6 separate regions of the Homo sapiens genome follow, and all the other regions are linked to region 5. Evidence: chromatin loops called from intact Hi-C (ENCODE). Cell type or tissue: endothelial cell of umbilical vein. All regions are shown on one strand. Region 1 has its middle 150 kb from the start of LETR1. Region 2 overlaps LOC105370991 (a long non-coding RNA gene). Region 3 has its middle 110 kb from the start of LINC02852. Region 4 overlaps MCTP2 (multiple C2 and transmembrane domain containing 2). Region 5 has its middle 260 kb from the start of LINC02852. Region 6 holds the start of LOC105370989 (a long non-coding RNA gene).

The links. A loop is a pair of places that touch in the nucleus more often than their neighbours do. Peaks named below come from ENCODE experiments on the same cell type or tissue, not always from the same donor. Only the 100,000 strongest peaks of a DNase experiment are listed, where the experiment ranks them.
Region 1: a loop joins it to region 5, with 6 times the contacts of the local background. A loop is called at or near these places in 3 of 110 quality-filtered maps.
Region 2: a loop joins it to region 5, with 3 times the contacts of the local background. A loop is called at or near these places in 2 of 110 quality-filtered maps.
Region 3: it touches region 5 in a loop (10-fold over the local background); 5 of 110 quality-filtered maps call a loop at or near these places.
Region 4: it touches region 5 in a loop (5-fold over the local background); 2 of 110 quality-filtered maps call a loop at or near these places.
Region 6: it touches region 5 in a loop (11-fold over the local background); 10 of 110 quality-filtered maps call a loop at or near these places.

The regions. Positions count from the first base shown.
Region 1 is chr15:95,174,865-95,178,864 of GRCh38, reverse strand. No RefSeq gene overlaps it. Among named protein-coding and RNA genes, the nearest start is that of LETR1, 150 kb to the left of the region's middle. In endothelial cell of umbilical vein, no CTCF peak of the experiment used is centred here; DNase peaks (open chromatin) are centred at 1,514, 2,474 and 3,844; H3K27ac peaks cover 2,499 bases.
Region 2 is chr15:95,129,405-95,133,404 of GRCh38, reverse strand. LOC105370991 (a long non-coding RNA gene) reads right to left here. Exons shown (of 12, transcript XR_002957693.2): 6 at 3,244-3,336; 7 at 375-533. LOC105370990 (a long non-coding RNA gene) reads left to right here. Exons shown (of 5, transcript XR_932646.3): 5 at 664-806. Among named protein-coding and RNA genes, the nearest start is that of LETR1, 200 kb to the left of the region's middle. In endothelial cell of umbilical vein, no CTCF peak of the experiment used is centred here; a DNase peak (open chromatin) is centred at 2,074; H3K27ac peaks cover 643 bases.
Region 3 is chr15:94,700,133-94,704,132 of GRCh38, reverse strand. No RefSeq gene overlaps it. Among named protein-coding and RNA genes, the nearest start is that of LINC02852, 110 kb to the right of the region's middle. In endothelial cell of umbilical vein, no CTCF peak of the experiment used is centred here; DNase peaks (open chromatin) are centred at 342 and 2,362; H3K27ac peaks cover 3,500 bases.
Region 4 is chr15:94,401,544-94,405,543 of GRCh38, reverse strand. It overlaps MCTP2 (multiple C2 and transmembrane domain containing 2), which reads right to left. Exons shown (of 23, transcript NM_001385001.1): 17 at 3,525-3,644. Among named protein-coding and RNA genes, the nearest start is that of MCTP2, 170 kb to the right of the region's middle. In endothelial cell of umbilical vein, no CTCF peak of the experiment used is centred here; a DNase peak (open chromatin) is centred at 2,083.
Region 5 is chr15:94,843,451-94,847,450 of GRCh38, reverse strand. No RefSeq gene overlaps it. Among named protein-coding and RNA genes, the nearest start is that of LINC02852, 260 kb to the right of the region's middle. In endothelial cell of umbilical vein, no CTCF peak of the experiment used is centred here; DNase peaks (open chromatin) are centred at 2,200 and 2,810; H3K27ac peaks cover 3,344 bases.
Region 6 is chr15:95,016,414-95,020,413 of GRCh38, reverse strand. LOC105370989 (a long non-coding RNA gene) reads left to right here and starts at 2,288. Exons shown (of 2, transcript XR_932645.2): 1 at 2,288-2,413. LOC105370991 (a long non-coding RNA gene) reads right to left here and starts at 1,497. Exons shown (of 12, transcript XR_002957693.2): 1 at 1,371-1,497. In endothelial cell of umbilical vein, no CTCF peak of the experiment used is centred here; DNase peaks (open chromatin) are centred at 1,383, 2,253 and 3,343; H3K4me3 peaks cover 222 bases; H3K27ac peaks cover 3,040 bases.

The DNA.
Region 1 (4,000 bases), 330 kb before region 5:
AGGAGTTTGAGACCAGTCTCAGCAACATGGTGAAATCCCTTCTCTACCAAAAATACAAAAAAAAAAAAAAAAAAAAAAAAAAAAAAAAAAAAAAACCTAGCTGGGCATGGTGGCGTGTGCCTGTGCTCTCAACTACTCGGGAGGCTGAGGTGGGAGGATGGCTTGAGCCCGGGAGGTGGAGGCTACGGTGAGCCAAGATTGTGCCATAGCACTCCATCCTGGGTGACAGATCAAGATCCCATCTCAAAAAAAAAGAATATATATATATATAATATATATATATTATATATATATTTTATATATACATTATATATATATTATATATATATTATATATATATAATATATATATATAATATATATATAAAATATATATATATTAAAAAATATATATAGAGAGAGAGAGAGAGCTGGGGTTGGCACATCAGTATTTAGCAATTCTTATAGTAAAAAGTAAATCAGTCAAGGACAATCAATTGTTGCTAAATCAGAGGTAACATTTTGTTAAGGATCAGAATATTTACCTGATTTTTAAAATGGCTCCCCACAGACTACTTTAAGTTGACTATATATAGAATAATTTTAAAGTGGAGAAATCAAATAGCTGGTTGAACAGATAATGTAAACTAATATTACCAATGGGGAACAAATGGATATTGGTTTCCTCAGATGTGATACCATGAGAAAGCACATCTCTTACATACTGCTGTCCTAAAATATCTAACCTGAATATAATCATAACGGAACATCAGAAAAATCCAAAATGAGGCCCTTTCTATCAAAAAGGGCAAAGACTGTATTTTTCAAAATGTTAATGGCATACAATACACAAGATAACGGAATTTACAGATTAAAGGAATATGAAGAGCTCCGGCAGATCGATGCAATACCTGACCTTTATCTGGATCCTGCACTGAAGGGAAAACATGTTATAAGTAATATTAATAAGGTCAATTGAAAAAATTTGAATATGGATAATTGATTAAATAAAATAAACAGTGTAAAATTTACTGAATTTGATAACTATACTATAGTTAGATATAATATCTCCATTCTTAAGAAAAACACACCAAGCAACTTAGAGGTTATTCACCATAAAGTATGTAACTTACCTTCAAATGGTTCAGAAAAAAAATAAAATATATATTTTGTGAATGGGTACATATAGAGATATACCTACATACACAAACATGGACAAAGAAAAAGAGCAAATGGGATAAACATAATATACAATGTAAAGAATGGGCAGTGTGGCTAAAGGGTATATGGGTGTTCTTTGTATTAATTCTTCTAACTTTTCTGTGCATTCGAAATTACTTCTCAATAAAAAGTTTAAAATTTAAAAAGAAAAATATTTTATCGCTTAGACATCTTCAACTAGCTCAGACCTTAGCCCATTATGTTTGAATGGGTAGCCGCAGCTCCCCTGATCCTCCCCACCCCTATCCCTGCCCCTCCCTGGCTTCGTCTAACATTCTCAGATTGTTCTTTAGTGCTCTCCAGTGGTAATTTGGGGATTTTCATATCTTTACATTTGTCATTCTTCTGCTGCTTTTCTTCCTCTTCTACAAAAATGCTTACATCATTTTGTTCTATTGGTTATTTATTCTCACTTATTTGTAACACATGCATAATATTCTAAGGGATGAATCATTACAATTTAATTAAGTACTTTTGTATTTTTGGACAGAAGGCTACATCTATTTTTTCCCTCTAATAAATAGGAAATTTTTGTTGAAAATAAAGTTTTGTCCAGATTTTTTTATTGTTGCTTTAAAGTTTTAGAAGTATAATTCCTGGATTAATGGATATGGAGGTCTTTTTAGAAGAAGCTTAATACATATTGCCAGATTACGTAATAATCCAGTAAGAATATATTTTTGTTAAAATACAAAATTTGCACACACCTCTAGAGAACAACTTAAGGACAAAAAGGACCGCATTACAAAAAGATGTTAACTGTTAGTACTAATCATATTTTTGGTGGTCATGTTAATATTACTGTTTTGAGACAGATCTAGGGGGTAATGTGGAATAAAGAGAACAAGTAAGTGATATTCTAATCCTGTCATCCTTACTGATCTTAAAAATCACAAGTCTTGGTGTGAAACAGAGTACACGAGGTTCACTAATAATCTCATAGTCCTGAATTTGAATAGGAAGTATTAATAAGAACTCCTAATGTATTTTATCCTATAAACAAAACATTTTATTAATTTTTCCACTAAACAGACACAATGATCAACCCAGTAACAATGAGCACTCCTAGCTCCCAGATTGCAGTCTCTTAGTACAATTCCCTACTAGAAGGAACCAGCTCATCTTGGAGAAACGGCTGATTACACAACTGGAGTAGGAAATATACAAGATGATGTTAGAACATATGGTTATACCAGATATCAAAGAGACTATGAAAGACTGCCAAGGTTATGTTCAAATGACTCAGCAGCCAATGTGAAAAGATTTATTTTTCAATGTGAGAAATGGCTGATTACATGACTGGCATAGGAAATATACAAAATGGTGTTAGAACATATTGTTATACCAGATATCAAGGAGATTATAAAAGACTGCCAGGGTCATGTCCAAATGACTCAGTAGCCAATGTGAAAAGATTTGTTTTTCAAAAGGTAGAGACATGACTAGAGGACTCATCCAATGGTATTATAGGTTATATTGAAAAGGAATGACGTTGTGCTATGTGTACTGCCCTTAGAAGAGCTCTAGGATACACTGCGAAATCCTTAAAAAGGGCTAGGCATGGTGGTTCATGCCTATAATCCCAGTGCTTTGGGAGTCTGAGGAAGGAAGATTCCTTGAGGCCAGTAGGTCAAGACCAGCCTGGGCAACATAGTGAGACCTTATCTCTACAAAAAAAAAAAAAAAAAGTTAAAAAAATTAGCCAAGTATGGTGACAAACACCTATAGCTCTAACTACTTGAGAGGCTGAGGCAGGAGGATTCCTTGAGCCCAGCAGTTTGATGCTGCAGTGAGCTATAATCATGCCTCTGTACTACAGTCTAGGCAACAAAGTAAGACCCCCATCTCAAACAACAACAACAAAACGAAAACAAAAAAGAAAACATAAGAAAACTAAATTAAAAATAGAGTCATTAAGCAATATATAACATAAAACAGATGTAATATTATACTTTTTATACTGGTAAATATTCTGTGATAAATCAATTTGGTTTTAAGATTTTGCAAATTTTCCTGGCTAGTATATATTCTTTTAACTTGAGATATTATAGTAACTATTATCAGTAGTTTTAGGACTAGATTTTGAGCCTCCGTGGACAAAGATTATGCACATTTGGTGAGCTATTTGGCATTTGTAACAGTTTTATGCAAATAAATACATAAATGATGTTAGTAGATGCACTGACAAAAATAGAGATGTGTTAATCATATTTATTAAGAGGGAGGTTATTAAATCTCTTAATTCATGTAGTTTTCTCCTTGTTTGTATCAGAATCACATATTTGTTTTATAATCAGATAAATAAAACAAGGTAAAGAAGAAATAAAATGGAAAAATATGCGAGAAAGCTTAAGAATATGCCTCGCACACATCACCATCTGGAACCAAAATATTTTCACCATGCCAATGTTCACTGAACCAATAATTCTCTCTTGACCAATATGTGAGTGGAATGGATAACTTCCTATGAAGTTACTTCTGGTTCATTGGCAAAGAGCAGTCTATTGCACAACTGAGTGTCTGCTTACCTCCCTCCCATATTTTTATTTACAGGACAAGTACAAAATCATTTGTTGCCGATTAGAAAGAAAAAGGAAATTCCAGAGAGTTTCTCAGAATGACTTTTATTTTGATGGACATATTTTAATGAACCAAATTTATGTGAAAGTTTGTCCTGTTAAAAGTTCACAAAAATATCATGCATGATTGATCTCAAGACTGTGCCTTGATCCAAAGACAACACACAACAGCAGTCAAACATACATTTTATGGGCTTTTGCCTGTTTTGCAATAACACCGGA
Region 2 (4,000 bases), 290 kb before region 5:
AAGGCAGAAGAATACAGGCTTGGGAAACAGAAACACATAGGCTCAAATTTCAGATGTCACTTATTGGTGAAATAAAGTTGAACAAGTTTTTTAAATTCTCCTGGGTCAAAATTAGTATTACCCTTAAACTGAAGATAACAGCATCTAGCTGGAAGTTTTAACATGAAGCCTAAATTAAAAACAGTGCAGGTCATGACTGGATATATGGGTAGGTGATACCTTATGTTCTATATAAAGGAAACATTTAAAAAATGGGTTTTGTATCAAATCATGAGATGATGATTGGGTGGAGCCCAAGCAACATGTGTGAAATTCACATTTGAGAGGCTTAAATAACCCCTGGAAAAACATGAAGAAACAATGAATAAGACAACCTGTGGTTTCAGATGTCAGCCTCAAACTCCAAGTCAGAATAGCCGGCAATCCATAGTGATGGCTCCAACAGGCATTCAAGTGACTTTTCACCCAAGAATGTGCTGTGTTCCAGGGCAGTTAGCAATTTCTCTGATGGTTAATGATCCTCCCTATCAACCCTGGTGGAAGACAGTTAGTTATTCACTGCAACCAAGTGCAGATCATTTCCACTTACTTTACCATCTAACTGTGAAGATTATTAAGGAAAAGGACTTTTTCTTCTTCTCTCTTCTAACATGTTAAACTAAGAACCTTCCCACTGTGAACTACTGGCATCTTACTTTTTGACCCCTTGACAAGAAGAACTGGAGTTACCAAAATGCTGTCATTTAAGGTGTTGGAGTGGAAACCAGAACATTACCTATTATCAAGAAGGGGTTTCTTCTAAGGCATTCAGGTCTGTATAACATTTGTGCAAAAATGACTGGTCCATTTGGAAATGAGTGGTTGGAAAAGAGTCTGGAACTTAATACAGAATTGTGAGTCAGGCTTTAGAAGCAGGTATCTTAGCTCAGGCTGTTTTAGCTCCCAGCTTAGACTTGGAGGCTTATAAACAATAGACATTTATTTCTCACAATTCTCAGGCCAAAAGTCCAAGACCAGGGGGCCAGCATGATCAGGTTCTGGTGAGGGCCCTCTTCTAGGTTACCGACTGCTGACTTATATCTTCACATGGTGGAGAGAGACAGCCCTCTCTGGGGTCCCTTATATAAGAGCACTAATCCCACTCATGAGCCATCATGACAGAGCCCACCTCGTAATACCATCACATTTGTAGAAGGGTGTTGGGATTTCAACATATTAATTTTAGGGGGACAAATATTTAATTAATTGAAGCCCAAAGAAACAATCTTTACAATTGCAGAATCTCTGAAATTAGCCTATCCTTTTCCCCCATGATACAGCTCTGATTTCATTGTTAACATCTTTCTCAGAAGTTCAGCATTTCTAGTGCCAGGAGAACTAAATGTTAACTCTTGAGAAAAAATACATTCCTTCTCCCTGGAATGTGCTCTTTCATCTTGTAATTTTAAAGTGGAATGGGACATTTTTCTTTTCTCATTTTATACGTGAACCGATTCTTTTGTCGATACCAACTGTATCTCGTCAGTGTCATTTATAGTTATTATGAAGAGTGAAATGGAATGAAATTTGATAAAAAATAGAAACCACTTATTAAAGCTACCTAATTGGGGAAAGGTGAGTTTAATCTACTGTTTCATTTTTAAGTTTCTGTTTCCTCTCCTTTTCCTCATAAATAGGAAAAAAAATTGGCACAGAAACTTGGCTCTTGAGATTGTGAAGAAAGTTTATTCTACATGGAACTTGACACACGCTGATCAGGGAATCTCTTTTGTCTGCGGACTTTCTTTAAAAAAGAAGAATTGGTTTCTTAACTGCTTTCAAAGGTTGCCTTGATAAGTTTCTTTGTGTCATTGTATCTTTCATTTTGAGTTGAAGGTTTTTCACCCAACCCTTATTATAGATGACCTAACATTTTGCTCCGGGGCTGATGCCAGAACCCTTTTCCTTTAGTTCCTGGCAAGGTTGCTGCCATTTCCTATCTCACGCCTTCCTGAATTTACCTAAACTGAAGTTCCAGGCTTTTGTTGAAATGCTTTTCTCCCTTCCGCTCTTGTGTACCCTGTGTCACATTATCTGCAAAAGGTCGCAACCAACTTCCCTTCACTGTGGACACAGGAAGGGGAAATGAAGAGGGGAGAAGTTACTGATCTGATTCTAGAGGTCAAGGGTGTGGGAGGGTGAATGTACATTTCTCAATAGCTTTCGCTGCAGTGTGTGCTTTCCTTTGTTGACCATCCCTTGCTATTGTGTTGGGGAGTCTTTTAATAACACCCAGCAGAGTTGACTCAATGGCAATACCAAGATGAGAAAGACTTGGTAAAAAAAAAAAAAATTATGTGTGCACATTTGCCTGGCACATACACAGCAAATAACCAGCTATTTATTTCTGCAGGATATTCTGCGCCTGCAGCTTTTCTCACGTCATAGAGAGTTTCAACGTACTTAATTCTCACAGCATCTCATTAAAATAAGTGTTCTTTCACCACTCTAAAGTGAATAAGACTATAAACAGAGAATTAGGGAGGAGCAGTCCATTGCCTAAGATCACACAGCAAGCGGCAGGTCCACTGTTCAGAATCGATACCCACCCCTGCTTTTTCAATCTTCCAGGCTGCTGTTAATGTATGAGCACACAGGCTGCTGACGTGGAAATCAAAGTTACAATCTAGGACAACTTTTTCACATCAAAAGGGCAGTGAGATTATCTTTTGCATTTAAATTATTCTCTTCTGGTGCAGCAGGCTAATTAATGTTAGTGTATTTCCATTTTTCCAGCCCAGAGATCCTTGGATGACTCTCAAGGTGCCTCACTTGCAACCTGGGTCTCTTGCAGGCCTTAATTTCCGTAATGAGACTCCTCTGCTCCACTGTCTCTGCAGGGCTGATGGTAGCCCTATGGCTCTTCCATCCAGTTTATGGGGATTACAAAAGGAGCCTCAGAGTCACGTAATAGGCAGGACCACTGCTCTTAACAGGGTCCAGCATCTGGGAGGGCAAGGCCTGGCATGGGGTTGGGACAAGGCATGTTTACAACAGCCTAACCAGTGAGCTTGAGCTTTTCAAGACCATTGAGAGGGTACTTTGGAAATTGCAGGAGTGCATTCATGAATACGCAAATGTCTTTGATTTATTAGCATCCCTTAAGCATGAGAACTAATAGGGTAACACATCAAAGGTAACATTTGCCTTGTAAAGGGAGGGCTCTGTAAACATGAACAGTGGAAAGAAAGAAAGAAAACAGACCTTCTGTTTTGATGTCATATCCATCCTCAGCACCTGCTTCTGGTCGGAAGATGCAATCCTTCATTCTGAGTATTTCCTCTGGCCAAGCCCATACTTTGGGGCCAGAATTAAAGGGAAAGAAAAGGAAAGAGAGAAAGAGAGAGAAGAAAACAGAAAGGAAAGAGAGGAGAGGTGAAGCAGATAAATGGAAAAATCAGTGAGGACCCAGAAAAGTAATTGTTTGCATTTACTCTAAGTGTAGAAAGTTGTCTTCTTCATTGCTTAATTCAAGGACAAATAGTGAAAGTATTTTCTAGGGGGAAATAATGAGGCATCGAGAGGTTAAGTGGGCGGCTGGGAGGAGCATCCAGGGCTCTGACTTTCCGTCCCCATCCAGCTGCACTTCCTCCTCAGTTGGGGCCAAGTCCAAGACCACAAAAGACGCACTAGGCATCCAAATAAAGCAAATAAAACAGAACATGCAAACCTTTATGCAGCCTTAATGAAAGCAAATGGATGGGACATTTTAAAGATATAACTTTAACCAGACCATTGCCTAATGGCCATATTTTCAAGACAAAATGTATCACAATCACATACTAATTTAAATTATCACTCTTACAGAAATTGGATAGGAAAATTTTAAATCTGTATGCATCTCTGAAACATTTAGAAATGCATTGCTCTCCAAAGCTAAATTGTGAGGGAAGCTGAGAGCTTACACTTAACAACATAATTTTTCTTCTCCACCCTCAACCTGCCTTTTATGTTACTTCCT
Region 3 (4,000 bases), 140 kb after region 5:
ATTTTGAAAATAACCCCATTGTTTGGGGAGGCAAATCATAATTCTGACATTACACTCTTTTATAAAAGTAAGAATAACAATTATACTTTTGCAGACATGAAACTGGCTAAATATGTGGCAGAATAAGAAGGGATTCAGTTCTTTCTGACTTATATGTTCAGATTTTATACTTGAAATCCTTTCCCCAGTCTTTCCAATGCCTCCCTTTTTTATTCAGCAATATGCTAAAGTATTGGTCTCAAATTAAATGACAATTAGGATGTATCTTTCAGGACCCTAAGCTATCTGGATGAAAAATGAATCATCTCAGTGTATTGTCTAAATGATTCCTAACACGGAAATGGTTGGAAACAACCCTGATGTTTGGCGTCATAGAAACAAAACAACCAGTTGATGATTGAATTGTTCACTTTAAGATGCGATGTTTTGGCATAGCAGGAACCCTCAAGAATTGTACCTATTGCCACTATAATATAAAACTCACTCACTATTGTATCTATTTCTCTCTTTCTGTCCTCCTGAGATACATACACACACAAATCATCACATTCAATTTTTACCTAACTTAAGAGAAGCAGTCATTATTTGTTGGTTTCAGGGATGCATTGTGGTGATGATCCCTTAGAAAATTCTGAGATAGAAGCTATGGGAGACTCTTATCTGCTGTTGAGGGTTGGGTAATCCCATTCCACTTCACATTTATGCCTTGAAAGATCCCAAAGCACATCAAATGGTGCCTTCAGTCCTGCAAAAGATGCAATTGAAATGGGGCAAAGACTGATCACTGTGCACTAGCACAGCCCCAGGCCTTTATCCAGGCGGTACCCTCCTCCGGGGACATCGTTTACCCTTATCCACCTCATTGATGCTTCACTTCTTCCCTAAAGACTCAGCCTCAGTGAGCCTATGAAACCTCCATGAAGTCTGTCACTGTGTCAGCGGGCTATCTCTACTTGCCCATAACTCCCTGGTGAGACCCCTGTGTTGTTTTGAAATTCACTATTGCCTCTCCTAGACTTGTGAGCAAGTCGATTTGTGAGCAGAGGTTGTGTCTTACCATCTGTGTAGTCTCCGAAATTTGCCCGATGCTTGACAACTTGTCTGTCTTCATGCTTCCTAAAGGACTGCTTCCCTATCCTCAAGCTAGCACACTTTCTTCCTGATAAATCTCAGCAGTGGAAGAGAAATTTTGTGAGTACGTGTTTCTGTAAACTATACACACTCCAGCAAGACCCCTTGGTGTTCTCACCAAGTCCCTGGTTCTGTAATGAGCGCTTCAATTCTTAGAGGTAAGAGCTCACTAAAATGACTGAAGGTGGTATGGCCGGAGGAAGTTGGGACCACAGCTGCCGAAATAGTTAAGAAGTAAGGGAAGTTCTGGCTGAATTGCAGATCTACATCTCCCTTTCGGTATCCCCTAGGAAGGGTTTTCACAACATTTTTTATGCACTCAGTCAACAAATAATTTGAGGGAGGGCCCACCGTGTGCTAGGCAACTGGGCCAGGCATGGAGAGGCCAATGGTGGGCAAAACCGAAAGAAGATCACAGTCTTTATTTCGTAATAAAGTGCAAAAATGAATATCACAACTGGGGCAAGCTCTGCAGAGAAAAGGGGGCAGTGCAAGGGGAGCAGTGAGGGGAGCATGCTTTGAGCTGAAAAGGTGGTGTCGGAGCACAGCACTGAAGATGGGAAGGGGCACACTGGGGAAAAGAGTGGCCTGCCATCCTGCTGCAGGGGCAAAGGGAGGGACGTAGGGGAAGGTCCAATGTGAACTCGAGAGGAAGGGCTGAGGAAATGAGGAGAATTCGTGGGAAATCTGTTTGGAAACCATAACAAGCCTGAACCTCTGTCCTTCAGCAGAAGGAAACCTACAGTGGGGAGTCCTGGCTTTAAAATACCTTAGGACAAAACTGGCCACACGGGAGACACCCTATAAATATGTATTAATAGTTAGCCTCCACTTAAAACTGTTCCAAACAACTCCTTCAGCCCAAGTTCCCATGAAAGGTTGGAAAGGGGGTGAGTTTGGTAGGGGAGACTGCTGAAGCCTTCTGCTGGTAACACAAAGTAACACAAAGTCCTGCACCTTTTACTTCAATACTTGAACTTGCATAAAAGGAGCTCACAGGGTAAAGTTCAAATCCAAGCTGGCTCAGAAGATAGCATGAAACAAGGACCATACTTTGGAAAGAGCATACTCTGAAGAAAGGATGTGGGTAGCTTCTGTCGGCGTGACTGGGATCTGGTCAGGGTTCCAAAATGTTCGCATCCTGCACAGACCGCTGTCCGCTTGGAAACAAAGCCAGGTTGTTGCTTTAATGGCCTTTTCCGTTTCTCTCTCCACAAAGATGAAAGTTTATTAGAGGTGCATTCCAATCTTATTAAACACCAAGTGGCCCCCATCAGAAATCTCAGGAAATGAGGGACATAGCATCCAACACAATACAAATTCTTTTGTGTTTCTTCTTCTGCGAAGGGTGTGTTAGGCCTTCAAAAAGGGGCTGAGACAGCTTTAATAAGAAGAAGGAAAAAAAATGAAAGGAGAAGGGAAGAAAGGTGCCTCAGTTGTCTCGGCAGCTGATCAACAAAGGAGCAGTCGTCAGCTGTAACCTCTTGGAGCCACAGTCTGAAGCATGACACATGTCAGCCTATGATAAATGGTGCAGAGTGTGTGCAATTTCAAGCGCAATGCCCTTGAGATGCGCGGGACCCCAATCGCAAATGTTATTGTTAAATTAAACCTTAAAGGAAGGATTGGAAAGGGGTGGGGGCTGGGGGGGTGGCATACACACATGCGCACGTGGGCACACACACGCAAGGAGGAAAAGAGGAGATAAAAGGCAAGGTGAAGAAATAAAACTATATTTTTCACCTAAAAAATTTTAAAATACCATGAAAACGGTTCATAATATGAGCATTCTGTTTGTTTTTGCCTCATGCAGTATTCTCAATTACTCTGATTGGCGCTAAGTTACACCCTCTGGTGTTATGTGCTTGTTCTGTTCTTTTTTCCAATCTTTGGTCATCTTGCAGAACTAGCCATCATCCTGTTTTAGAGTTCTGTATGTGTAGCTACATATGGCATATGTGAGTGTGTGTGTTAGGGAGTGTGTTTATCTCATACTAAAGTCTGAAAATTTCCCTCTCCCACCCACCCTCTATTGACACAGCTCCAATGCCCAAACTAACTAATTTAATTCAGGAACCATTAGATGGAATGGTATAAGGCAAAGGAGGGGAAAATGTGTTCTTAAAAGGGGCCATGAGTCTGAGGACTATTTAGCTACAAAGGCTCAAAGTAACCAGGGATATGAGTGATATGAAAAATTAGCTAGAGAGGTAACAATGGAAAAATCCACAAAAGGAAATCAACATAGGAATAGCAGACATTGAGTTAAGTTGTTTTCATGGAGAATGAGGAGTAAAAAGACACAGAGAATAATTGTCTGAGCATCTTTATCATGTGACCATACCTGCCAATCACAATCCAGGATTTCCCTCGTAGACTGAGGTATCGTTATTGGTCTAGAAGCGATGGAAGCAAAGGCATTGGCTAGTGATGAGAGGCACACAATTGTGTCCTGGGTAGAGTCCATGCTCAAAGAATTTATTTACTTTTTCTCTCCTCATAACACATTTAGATGAAAGAATGTTTAATAGAGGGGAAAAACCCAAATTACGAAAGCAAGGGCACCCAAGGCTTGTTTTGTGCATTTTGGCCAGGGTTGCTTAGCATCTTGGAAAACTAGACTCCTTTTTTGGGCTTTTGGAAAAGTTCACCCAGGTTTCTTGTTATTAAAGAAAATAAACATCAGACAAAACAGGACTTTATCAAAACTATAAATAATTCAATGCAGATGGATTTAAAAATCAAGCAGATTTTCAGAGTGTGGAGCGCCGTAGGGTTTGGGTGGAAACAGAGAGGAATATAAACAACAACAAAAAAAGAAATGAAATTATGAACTTGTTGAAGAAAATAAATAGACACATAAAACTAA
Region 4 (4,000 bases), 440 kb after region 5:
TGCTTGGGTCATCTAGCAAGGTGAGTTCTCTCACGTTTGTCCATCCACTTCTGACGAGACACCATGCGGACCTAGATCTTAAGAGCCTGCTTTTCTTTAACTGCTGCTTTCAACAAGATACGATTATGTTCATGCACATGTACATAGGCATCCATGGAAAACGTATGGTTTGCTTTCATAAAGTCTTAAAATTGACATTGAGAATAGATTAAACATGATTCTGCAATGTTCATGTTTGTATCACCTGGAGCTAGAGTCTAGAACATAAAGTTAATATTTTATGTTTTCTCAAAAAACAGAAGAAAAACACATCCCTTCAGTTCTGCCCTTAGTTTGTTGTGTTAGCATCACTTCCTGTACTGTCACAAGAAGAAAAGCCCCACCAGGGACTGGTTCAACTAAAATAGCTCCTTTCACACCTGTGTAGCAAACCCTCAACTATCACATTCGCTAATTTCAATTAGAGGACCTGACTACGGGTCATTTAATAAATCCTTGGCTTAAAACCTTGCTTCAGACAGCGCCTCTGTTCTGCCCTGTCATGCCAAGGCGAGCAGTTGGAACATGAACAAAGTGTCACAATGACGAATAAAGACACCAAGCAGCATTCTGTCAACAGATCACAGGAGAACATCCGTCAGTGTGTGTCACCCCTGACAGATATGGCAGTTGCATAGTGAAGAAAGGCAGAGGAGAGCCTGGGCTTGAGGATCCAACATTTTGCAGAAAGACAACCCATCATGAAGCCCCACAGACTCGGGGACACAGCACTACAGCCAGGGCAGCCCCCTAGGTGTGCAACCCGCCCCGCCAATCCAGTCCCCTACAGACAGCTAACAGGTCTACAGGCAAGGTACATAAATGAAGGCGTTTTCAAAGAAAAGGACATGAAAGCTTGGCTACCCATAATCTTACCAAAAGAAGAATGAAAGAAGATGAAACGGAGGCCAGGTGCGGTGGCTCAAGCCTGTAATCCTAGCACTTTGGGAGGCCGAGATGGGTGGATCACAAGGTCGAGGTTCAAGACCAGCCTGGCCAATATGACGAAACCCCGTCTCTACTAAAAATACAAAAATTAGCCGGGCATGGTGGTGCGTGCCTGTAGTCTCAGTTACTTGGGAGGCTGAGGGAGAAGAATCGCTTGAACCCGGGAGGCAGGGGTTGCAGTGAGCCAAGATCGTGCCTCTGCACTCCAGCCTGGGTGACAGAGTCAGACTCTGTCACAAAAAAAAAAAAAAACAATAAAAAATAAGAGATGAAACTGAAATACATTTATTATTCTGTCTCAAGAAAGCATTTTCTGTATAGCCTCTCATTTTAATAGCAGAAATGGTTTTGGAATAATCATAATAGGAATAAAAAAACAACTTTTAATAAAATTACACTTCATCAACTTAGGGAGGGGAATTATCCACCACGTTATGGCTGCGGTATTTCTGAGAATCACCAAGGCCAGTCAACATACACATGGTCTAAATTTTTGGAAGTAGAGTTTTAAATTAAAACTGAAAACGAGTTTAAGTGAGCACTTTTATTCCAGTACTTTCAGGACAACCAAATGATAGGCTGTAGGTATATAGCGTATCTAACTGGCTCTGCATTTTTTTCAATGGTGTCCAATGAGAAATGTCCCTATACACACAGTCGCATATACCCATGGATCCTTGCAAAATCATACTTTGGAAAACCAGCAAGGAGAACACCACCTTGATCTTCCTTGCTGTGGGCCTCAGAGATCTGAGAGTACAACATGGCAGCCTGCATTCTCCAGCGTGGGGGCGGGCTCTGCTCCGAGGCATGAAGCTCAGCAGTGAGGAATCCCTCAGAGAAAAGGCCGTGGAGAAGTGGCTCCATTTCTAAGCCTCCCTTCCTGTTTAGAAGTCCCCTCTATTAGACAACCTATTTCTATTCATCTGTTCTAATCTTTCTTCAGATCAAGCCAGCAGCCCATTAATCATTTCTGTCATCTCCCTACAGAATCCAGGGCAACAGATCTCTGTTTTTCTAAAATCACAGTGCCAGAAACTAAACTCGAGAAAGAGGAAATCCTCTCCTCCTCACAGTGGCTGTCTGGGTGCTGACTGGAAGAAGCCACCAATTGTGTTCACTTTCCTCTTTTGCCCAGAATTGCATAGAACATTCCATGGAAAGTTTTGAAAGGGAATTCGGGTGGGAAGTGGAGCTGGGGAGGTTGAAGGGGAACTCAACGCATGAAGCCACCAGCTGAGGAGAACGTGAGAAAGGGAAGTGGATAAACAAATGCTGAGACAATGACGGATACAGATTAATAAAACCTTTATTAGTGTTTTTATTAAGGCCAAATGTTTTAGCAACTTCAGACAGCAGAAAAAGTATAGGAAAGGTCAAGCCTACAGGCAGCATAGGTCCTCTACACCGAAGCAGTGGAGAACTAAAATAAACGACAGCAAACAAAATACCCCCCAATGGCAAAGGAAAAGCCTCTTTTGGAGCTGATATACTTGATGGCATAAAAATGTTGGGAGTGACCTTGAACCCATTGGCTTCTTGGGCTAATAAATGTTTTTTTTCCCCCATTTTTTATATGAGGCTATGCCTGTTGGCTAAGAGAGAACATTCAGCATATATTGGCAGTAGAAAACAGAAGCAGAACCACATAACATTCAGAAATCAGATTCACCAATGATCATGACTGATATTCACACTCTTAGACCACTCATACCTCGTATTAGTTTTTATAGTGATCTTTGCACAGGACAGAAATGAATGGCATGATACCAAATATACAAAGATTTGCAGTCGGGAGACTTGATTTCTCCTCCCATGGCTGACATTACCAATTTGATCAAGGACAAGTCCCTTTACAAATGAGAGAAAATGCCCTGAGATATAAAGTGAAGGCATGAGGCCAGCTGTGAAGTCCTTCCAAGATTCTTGGGCTCTCAGTGGTAGACTTAGGTGGTTTTAAGATCTCTTGCAGCGCTTTGATTCTGCGATTTTATTATGCTCATAAGGATGGGCCAATGTCACCAGAGAAAAGGGTACATTTCATAGACAGGGGTGGTTCCTCTTTGCGGTGCTGAATGAAATTGCAATGTGTAATGATCAGTATGTCCCAACTGGCTTGAAATGAATAAACATCTTTAATATCAAAGTTTGGGAATAATTTACTTAAAATGTAAATTGAACAATTCAGTTATTATTTAGTCCTGTGATTTTTCAGATGCCATTTTTCAGAAATTATGGGCGGTCACTGGCACAGAAAGAAAAAAAATACACACAATGCAGGGCTATACAAATGTAGCTGTAACAACAACTGGAGAAACATTTAAACATATATATACAACAGTAGTGCTCTTAAATTTACCAAGAGACCATATATGACTAAGATTTGGGTAATTTAAGGGGTTTCCCAGGTAAATTTGACCTAAGTACTGTCTTAGAAAGACAACCCCCACGTAATCACCTACGCTGTAATATATTTCAGAAAGATGAATAGATGCAAATAAGAAGCAAATAGTTTGAACATAAGAAAGGAAGCTTACCGCGAATGCTATTGTACTTCTTAATGTGGATTCCCACTGGAAGCAGCTTTTAAGGAACTGCATTGTATTCCATATTGCCATAGTGATTCTTTTCACACGGTCCACATCTCTTGATAAGATCTGATTTTAAAAAATGACAAACAGGAAACTAGATTTAAATACTACAAATATTCCATCTAGATCAGGTACCCTGATCATTTAAATTATATTTTGTATAGATCCCAATTTTAAAATATGATAATAATAGAAAGGAGAAGACCTGACACTTCTAAAAGTCTTTTTAAAATATGATCATCCATAGAGGAAATGAGAATCAAATGCATTTTAGCGCTCATCTGAAAAAGAATAGCCTGTTTCAACAATGTTCAGCACAAAAATGGAACTGGTGAAACTGCAGAAGCCAGGTATTTAATGTTGGTGAATTTGTGTGAGAAAGACACATGCAGAGGCAGAGAGAGAGAGAGAACTAGAAAGAG
Region 5 (4,000 bases):
CATTCCTGAGAGTGGGAAAAATGCAGGATAATCAGATGTAGGAGGGATAGTTACGAGGTACATTTTAGGCATGTAGAATTTAAGATGGCTTTGAGTGTCCAAGATGTCATCAAGTGGATCTTTGGGGTGGGTGGTGGGAAGGGATGGAATTATCCTACATGCAAGACAGATGTCTCCTCTACTGTAAGCAAGAGTAGAAGAGTACACTGGGTAGTACACTGGTGTGGTGGTGGGCGCCTGTAATCCCAGCCTACTTAGGAGGCTGAGGCAGGAGAATCACTTGAACCCGGGAGACAGAGTGAGCTGAGATCACGCCACTGCACTCCAGCCTGGGCAACAGAACAAGACTCCGTCTCGGGGGAGAAAAGAAAATAAAACAGTACCTGCCACAAAAATGGGGTTCAATAAACATTTGTTAAACAAATGATTTCTTAGCTCCTTTGTAAAAGACAAGAGTGTTTCGAAGCATTTAAACCTCTCCTTTTTTTTTTTTCTTTTTGAGACAGAGTCTCACTCTGTTGCCCAGGCTGGAGTGCAGTGGTGGGATCTCGGCTCACTGAAACCTCCACCTCCCGGGTTCAAGTGATTCTCATGCCTCAGCCTCCACCGGATGCTAGGATCACAGGCACACGCCACAACAACCTGGCTAATTTTTGTATGTTTTGTAGAAATGTGGTTTCACCATGTTGGCCAGCCTGGTGTGGAACTCCTGACTTCAAATGATCCACCCACCTCGGCCTCCCAAAGTGCTGGTATTACAGGCATGAGCCACCACGCCCAGCCAACATTTGAACCTCTCTGTAGTAATCTGACCCCAAGGTGAAAGTACACATATGAGATTTCTCATGTGTATTCTTCCCCCATATTATATAGCACTTATCAAATCGAATTTTAGTTATTGGTCATTGTCTTTCAGTGAGTTACTGCTTTAGGTACGAAGAGTGTCTTATTCATCCGTGCATCCTCTGTCCCCAAAGAGCATTTGGACCTTACTGAGAATTCAGCATGAGTTAACTGGGGTGACCTCACCTGCTGGGGTTGGGGGGCGGGGGGTTTGAATAATGTAGGAGATTGGGTTGGCATTTCTCTAGAACAGCACACAGGGCCCAGCTTTACACAAAAGAGACCCAATCATTCATTAAAGGGTAATTTAGGCCACATTCACCCAACTTGGATGAAAATTTCCAGAAAATGGAAATTCTGGCTTATTGTCCAGGTTGATTAATCGGTTTCAAATTTATTGGTGCTCATTTTGCTTGAATACTTGCCATAGACATGACAACATGTCCCTTTCATAGAAACGACAAATTCCACTTCAATTCCACAGCCCTTCATCAAAAACCCAGAGACAGCCTAAATCCTAAATCGTGCAGACAGTCATTAATACAGCAAAGCATATGCGTAATGAAGTCATTTGCTCCTCTGATCTATGAAATTCGGCTCGGTTACAAGCTTCCCTAGATAACCCGTTCAGGAACAGCAAGGGCTAGACAAACGTCCTGCACTTCAGTGATCAAAAAAAAATTAAATTAAAACCCAAATCATGGCAACCCAGAGGTGAAAAAATAAGTTGGAAGGCCTCATTTCAGAGTATGGACTCAAGCTGGCAAGCCAGGATTCTGATCTGGGCTGCCTCATTTACTACCTCTCTACCAGCGTGGTTTCTTTTATGTCCTCCTTTCCTCATCTAGAAAATGAAGATAAAAATACCACGGAACTCACAGGGTTGTTAAGGAGCGTAAAGAGTTCATACAGTTGAAACTCTTAGAATAGTGCCTGGCACACTATAAAACTACATCATTTTAGAATTAGTACCAAAAAGACGAAAAAAAAATCTGTTAGGCAAGGGATCTTCAGAATGCCCCCTTTTAAGAAATTCAAAGACGCCCCCTACCAAAAAAAAGTAATACATTTTTTAAGAAGCTGTCATAGTAGCTTGAGAATCACAAATGGTATCAAGGGCCGTACGGAAACAAAGAGGAACTTCTACGAAGGGCTTGAGATATTCTTCTCCGGCCTGGTCATTACATTAAAAGCCCTCTCCGTGCAAAGTGACTGCGCCGTCTGTTTGGCCATCGATGGATAGATAAGCGGCGGCAGGATGTGTTAATTTCTTGTTAAGCGCGTGTGCATGTGCACCCGGCAAACAATAGGCTCCAGGAGGCAGAGCTGCGCCGCCCCGGCCCCCACCGGCGCCCCATTTCCGGACTCTTGGCCACACACATCCCCCCTTTGTTTTCCCGGGGCCGGCCGCGCGTGTCGCTGCCGCGGCCACCCCACCAAGCTTTTCCGCCGGCCGCGCCTCGCCAGGAGGCCGCGAGGTCGCAGGGAGGAAGAGCGGGAGGAAGCAGCGGGCGGCGGCGGCGGGGCCTGGCCAGGGGGCGGCGGGCGACCGGGGGACGGGGGACTGGCGGCCCTGGGCCCGCGGAAGCGCCGCCGCCTCCCGCCGCGCTCGGGGAAGGCCTGCGCGCCGCGATAAGGCGCTTCCCCGGCCCATTGTCTGCGCGCCGCGGACGCCCAGTGAAAGTTCTCCGGGCCCGGCGGGGCGCGCAGCCCCACCCGCACCTGGAAGCCGGCGCCCTCCGGGGACGCTGGCCACTGTGACCCCCACCCCCGGCCGCCCACCCTCCAAAAGCGGAAGGGCGGAGGGGTCGCCTCTTGGGTGTCACCGGCCGGCGCACTCCAAAGGACTTTTAAAGGAGCTTTGTTAAACGGATCCTAAGTCCAGCTATTTGCTGGGGAAAATGCCTTTGGCTTCGGGCCAGGGCAGGTCCTCTCAGTTCTGGGAGAGTCAAGGCCACTTGCGTTTATGAGCCTCCTGGTTAATAAGTTACAAAAAGAAAAATGAAATGTGGAAGCAAGAAGTGTCATGTTGTACAAATTAATGTGCTTAATATACATACACGAGGGACACACATAAATATAATTTTGCTATTTACTAGCAGGATTTTTAAAAATGCCAGCTTTAAATTCCAAGCAATTGTGGTTGGAAATGAGACACATGTTGAAAGTTGCGTGATGTGTTTTTTCTTTCTTCATTCCGTTGAGTGTATAGCTGAGACCGTGTAACCTCATTTGGAGGTCACTGACGTTTTCAGTATAAATTTGAGACTCTTTATGTATGGCAGACCAGGACCAAGGGACTCTAATCCTTTACCCCCCACCCATGCCCCAGGCCGGAACCAGGATGAGCTGATATATGTGTATTTTTTTTTCTTCAGGGTAGCAGCATTTCAAGCCCATTCTCTCTATGTTGGCTGCTTCTGTGTGTTTGCCAGCTCTACAAGGATGTTCGTTACTGATCATTTACACAGAATACGGAAATAGCATAGAAAAGAACATCCCATTCATTCATACATCTATTATATATTGGACTAGTCCTATTATGTTTATTTCAAACAACCTGTCTATCATCTACTGCATGTAATACTCTAAATGAGCTTCTCTACTACAGTAAGGGCCTTTTAAAATACAAATGTCTCAATGGAAAAATATTCATCATCTATAGCACACCTGTCTGGCTGCCCAGTTCTAGCCCTGTTTGTTCACCGTCTTTGAGCTATTTGGTAACTCTGTAAATTATAGGTAACTGATAGCAGTGTCCTTTCTAGGATATAGTTAACCGAACACCACCACCTCCCTGGTGGAAAAGTTTCGTCTCCATTTACAATTCATCTCAACATTCTTTTATACATTTATGTATATTCCATATACATTTATGTTCTTTTGACTTTTCCTTTGAACTGGTTATGATATCTGCCTCTTTCCTTCGTATTATAGCAGTAACAGACATTCTTTAATATGTCTTCATATTTGTATCTGTATGAGAGTCATGATTTTATCGTTTTTTGAAAATTATCTTTTAACAGGCTTTCCAGTTATGTGTATCACAAATCAAAGGGAAAACAGGAAGGAAAGGCAGGAAAAAAAAATTAGTGACAATTTTAGTTCACAATCAGATGTAGGAGGTAAATCCATTAATTTGTTCATTACATATATG
Region 6 (4,000 bases), 170 kb before region 5:
TCTGTGGACATCGTAATTAACAAAAGAAAAAAACAGCAACAATAGCAGATCTTTGGGACACGAATTAATTATCATATGGCCATTAATTTTAATATGAATTTAAGTTTCCACTATGGACACTACACAATATTTCACAGGAATTTTTGCTTACAATGTATTGATGGGATGCTTATATATGAACTGGCATGCTGTTTCTAAGAAGTATGCCAGGGTTATGCATTTTCATAAATAGAAAACTAAACCACAGAGGCTCTGACTAGCCCAGGTTAGAATTTAGATTTCCTGGCCCTCTGCCTTGTACTCAGAGTGGAGTTGCCAGAATTCATGAACTACTGTTCAGAGACACCTGGCACTATCTTGCTAAAGTCTAGGTGCTTGTGATGCACGTATTTAGGAGCTAAGAAGGTTGCTTGCCAATCCACCCCCACCCCAGTCTCATTAAATGCCCTTTAGTGCAGGACAGAGATGATTTTGCCCTTTGTTTCCATAAGAAAGATGGCTATCTGTCCGTAAGAAAAATGGCTCTGTGTGTGTGTGTGTGTGTGTGTGTGTGTGTGTAGAGCTATTATAAATATTTGGGGGAGCTGCATTAAATATATATAAATATTCCAATGCATAATATACTTCTGCTTATATCTCAATAAAATGGAAGGGAGCATGATCCAGCAGGGATGGACTCCAGAGTCAGGCCTAGGTTCGAATCCTGGATCAACTACTTAAGAGCTCTGTCACTTTGGGAAATCTATAGAGCCTTTTTCATCTATTTCTTCAGCAGCAAAATGGAAATTTAAAAAGGTATCCCTGCCTTGGAGTTTGTTTTCTGTGGATTAGAGATAATAAATGTGGTGTGCTTAGTATTTCACGGTATGTATGCTCAACAAATAGAATCACACAGCATTACTCACAGCTCAAATTATGGTGGAGCAATTGCTGAGCGTACAAGACTACTGACCGTTCTTGCAAAGCCACTCAGCATAAGGTATATTTAACTCATTGCATCAGAGGGATATTGAGGGTCATCTGCTTGAAATAAACAAATTCAATTATTCTGCAATGTAGTGGTCTAGAGCAATTCACTTGCTACCCAGAGGTGTGTAATGAACCCATTAGAACATTTTGCATATTCGGGGCAACTGTTGGGGTGTGGGATAAAGCATGCATCACAAATTCCACAGGGCTGTATTTAGAAATTCTGAGAACACCTTCAGACTGAGAGCAAACCACAAAACCGGCCTGGAAGTGAGGAGGGAGACTGGAGGGAAAGCACTGAGATTCTTCTGCTGACTATAGAGGTCACCTGACCCTGACTCATAACTTTTACTGAGTTGACTATATCTCACTTCCTGTAAGTGCCTGTCCCTCATACTCACTTTCAAGGACTTGGCCAATCTCCTTTTGTAAATAGAACAATGCTTTATATTTCTCTATTACTCCAGAGTGACTATATCAATAATGCAGGAAACGCATCTGTCCAGCACAATGAGATTATTTTTCTGATTTCGGTTGACAGTTATGGTAATAGTTTGGCAAACAATCTACTCCACCATCAATGACCGCAGATTACAGCTGTTTTTAAAAATCTCAGCCGCTTCTGGAAACTTGGAAGATGGACTGCACACTGAGAGAGAGATGGAAAGACATGCCATAAGCCGTTATGGTAGAAAAATCCTTAACCCTTTCTGTACATAAAAGGCTAAGAAAATATTAAGAAAAGCACAATGTGCCATCTATGGGTACACTATAATGAGAACAAGGTGAGGAATGACAATGCTGAGACATCGTTAGGACAGTCTAACATTGCCAGGGGGGCTATAACGCAACAGAGAGAGTCTGCAATATTTCAGAGCACTGCATTTTATGTTGATAAATTTTCCAAGTCACCCAGGAGTTATTGCAAATATTTACAGGAGAGAAAATTGAGAAAGAATATTATCTTCCCTATTGGTCTTGATGAATAGAGCCACTAGCTAGTCAATAACAATGACCCAAGCCCAAGATTGTCATATGTTTGTTGAAAAAATAAACAATAAAACGTGGTTTAATTTACTTCTGCAAAAGTGATGAATAAAAGTTGATTTTTAAACATTGGAACTTCTTAAGTCTTAACAACATGCGCTTTTCTTAAAAGTTCATAACAACTCTTACAAAGGTTTGATTTTTGACACTTATTTTCCCCCTTTGGAATTTTTTCCTTTACTTTCGTTTCATCAGAGGCAGAATGCTGATCTTGCTAATGGCCTGCAACCTTGGCATGTGGCCAGCCATTGTTACCCAGGGACCAGGAGACAGAATGCTGGCTGTGCGAGTCTCCCAAGGTGCGAGCTTTCTTTCTCTCTGAATTAGGAGGTGAAACCATTTGGAAGAGCCATTGTAAAGGGGAGGGCTTTGGGCTGTGCATACTCCTCATATCCAGGTGAGTTCATTTTTCTTGTGAACTTTTCACCTAGGCCCCAATTAGTATCCTATTAACCTCCTTAAATATGGAATTGCTAAGATCTTAGAATACTCCAGAATGGACTATTAGCCAGCCCATTTCCTGGCTCCATCAGATGAAAATGCCAAAGTAGGTCATACAACAGAATTATCTTGATTAATTTCAGCTCTCTTGCATGGGCCATGATGTCATGCAAGTTAAAGGAGATTCAAATTTAATGCATCATTTCAATGACTGATTAAACATGGGATTTTCTGAAAAACATTTACAATTCCAGGTTTATAAGGATTCTCCTTCTTTAATATGACAAACATTTCAAATGTGCTAAATTGATCAATTATACAAATGATAAATTCCCTTGAATATACTTTTTCATGTTCATGTTCTCCAGGGCCTAATATGGAAAAAGGTTTATTATCCCCAGTAACTACTATGTTAGATGAAAAGCTCTCAGCATTGTGCCCCTTTCCTATCCATGGATGCAGGCTATTAAAAAACAAAACAAAACAAAAAAACACTATGAAGATGCCACATCTACTCCAGAAGCCTACTCAGAATGGCATTTCCAAATATAAATGGCTTTGCTAAGGCTAAAAAAAGCATCAAACTTTACATCCTTTATCATACATTCCTAAAGGACTCCCTTGAAAAAAGCACTTAAAAACATTGTATCTTGGAACATCTCATATATTGGTGCAATTTATTTACAAGAGTCAGATTTAATTTGTTTTCATGTATAAAGCAGCTTTAGGGACTTATTAGCAATTTCAAATGTTACAGGAAAATATGCTGAATCTAAAGTTCATTATCACAAGTAAGCTTATTTAAGTGAGATTATTTGTTTCTTAAAATGTACAAGATAGCTAGTTCTTTAAAAGGCTTCTGTTGCATCATTTCACTTAGAAATAAAGCTTTTGGATGCAGCTGTTATGCTCTAAAGTCAGGGTTGTGTCTGTTTTGTGTTTATAAGTAACATGGACACAGCCTGCTACTATAAACACTGAACCCGGCTTAACATGTTCCTGTCTTTTCCAGATGAAAATGCAACTTACTTTCGTGATTTAGGTTATGAAACTTTAAAACCATGTCACATTTTAATATGCAGGGGTTCCTTCCTGTAATAACCTGCAATGTATATTCATGTTTGCAATTTCTAGCAAGAAGTAAAATAACTGATAGCTTTTATGAAGCATCTTTGAACTTTGCAAGTTCCACTTGTCTGAATCAGAGCTTCACAGACACCCACTTAGCACAGACTGGGTTGTGCCAGGGCTAGAGTAACTGCCTGCCAAAGGGATCCTGGCCACCCCTCCTCTTCTTTCTGATCAGTCCACTGATCACTAAGAAACCAGTGGTGAGCTGCTTACCTTTTAGAATATGAATAAATAAAGAGCTTGCCATGATCAAAGAGACTGAAAGCTTCAGATGGATGTTTATGCTACTGAGCCAAATGTAATGTTCACAAAAATTAGGGAGCTTCAGGACCCCGTATCTCTACTCTCTGAAATTCAACTTTTCTCAGATTTAAAACAGAGGGATTCAGCTTTTCTAGAATCTATGTGTCAA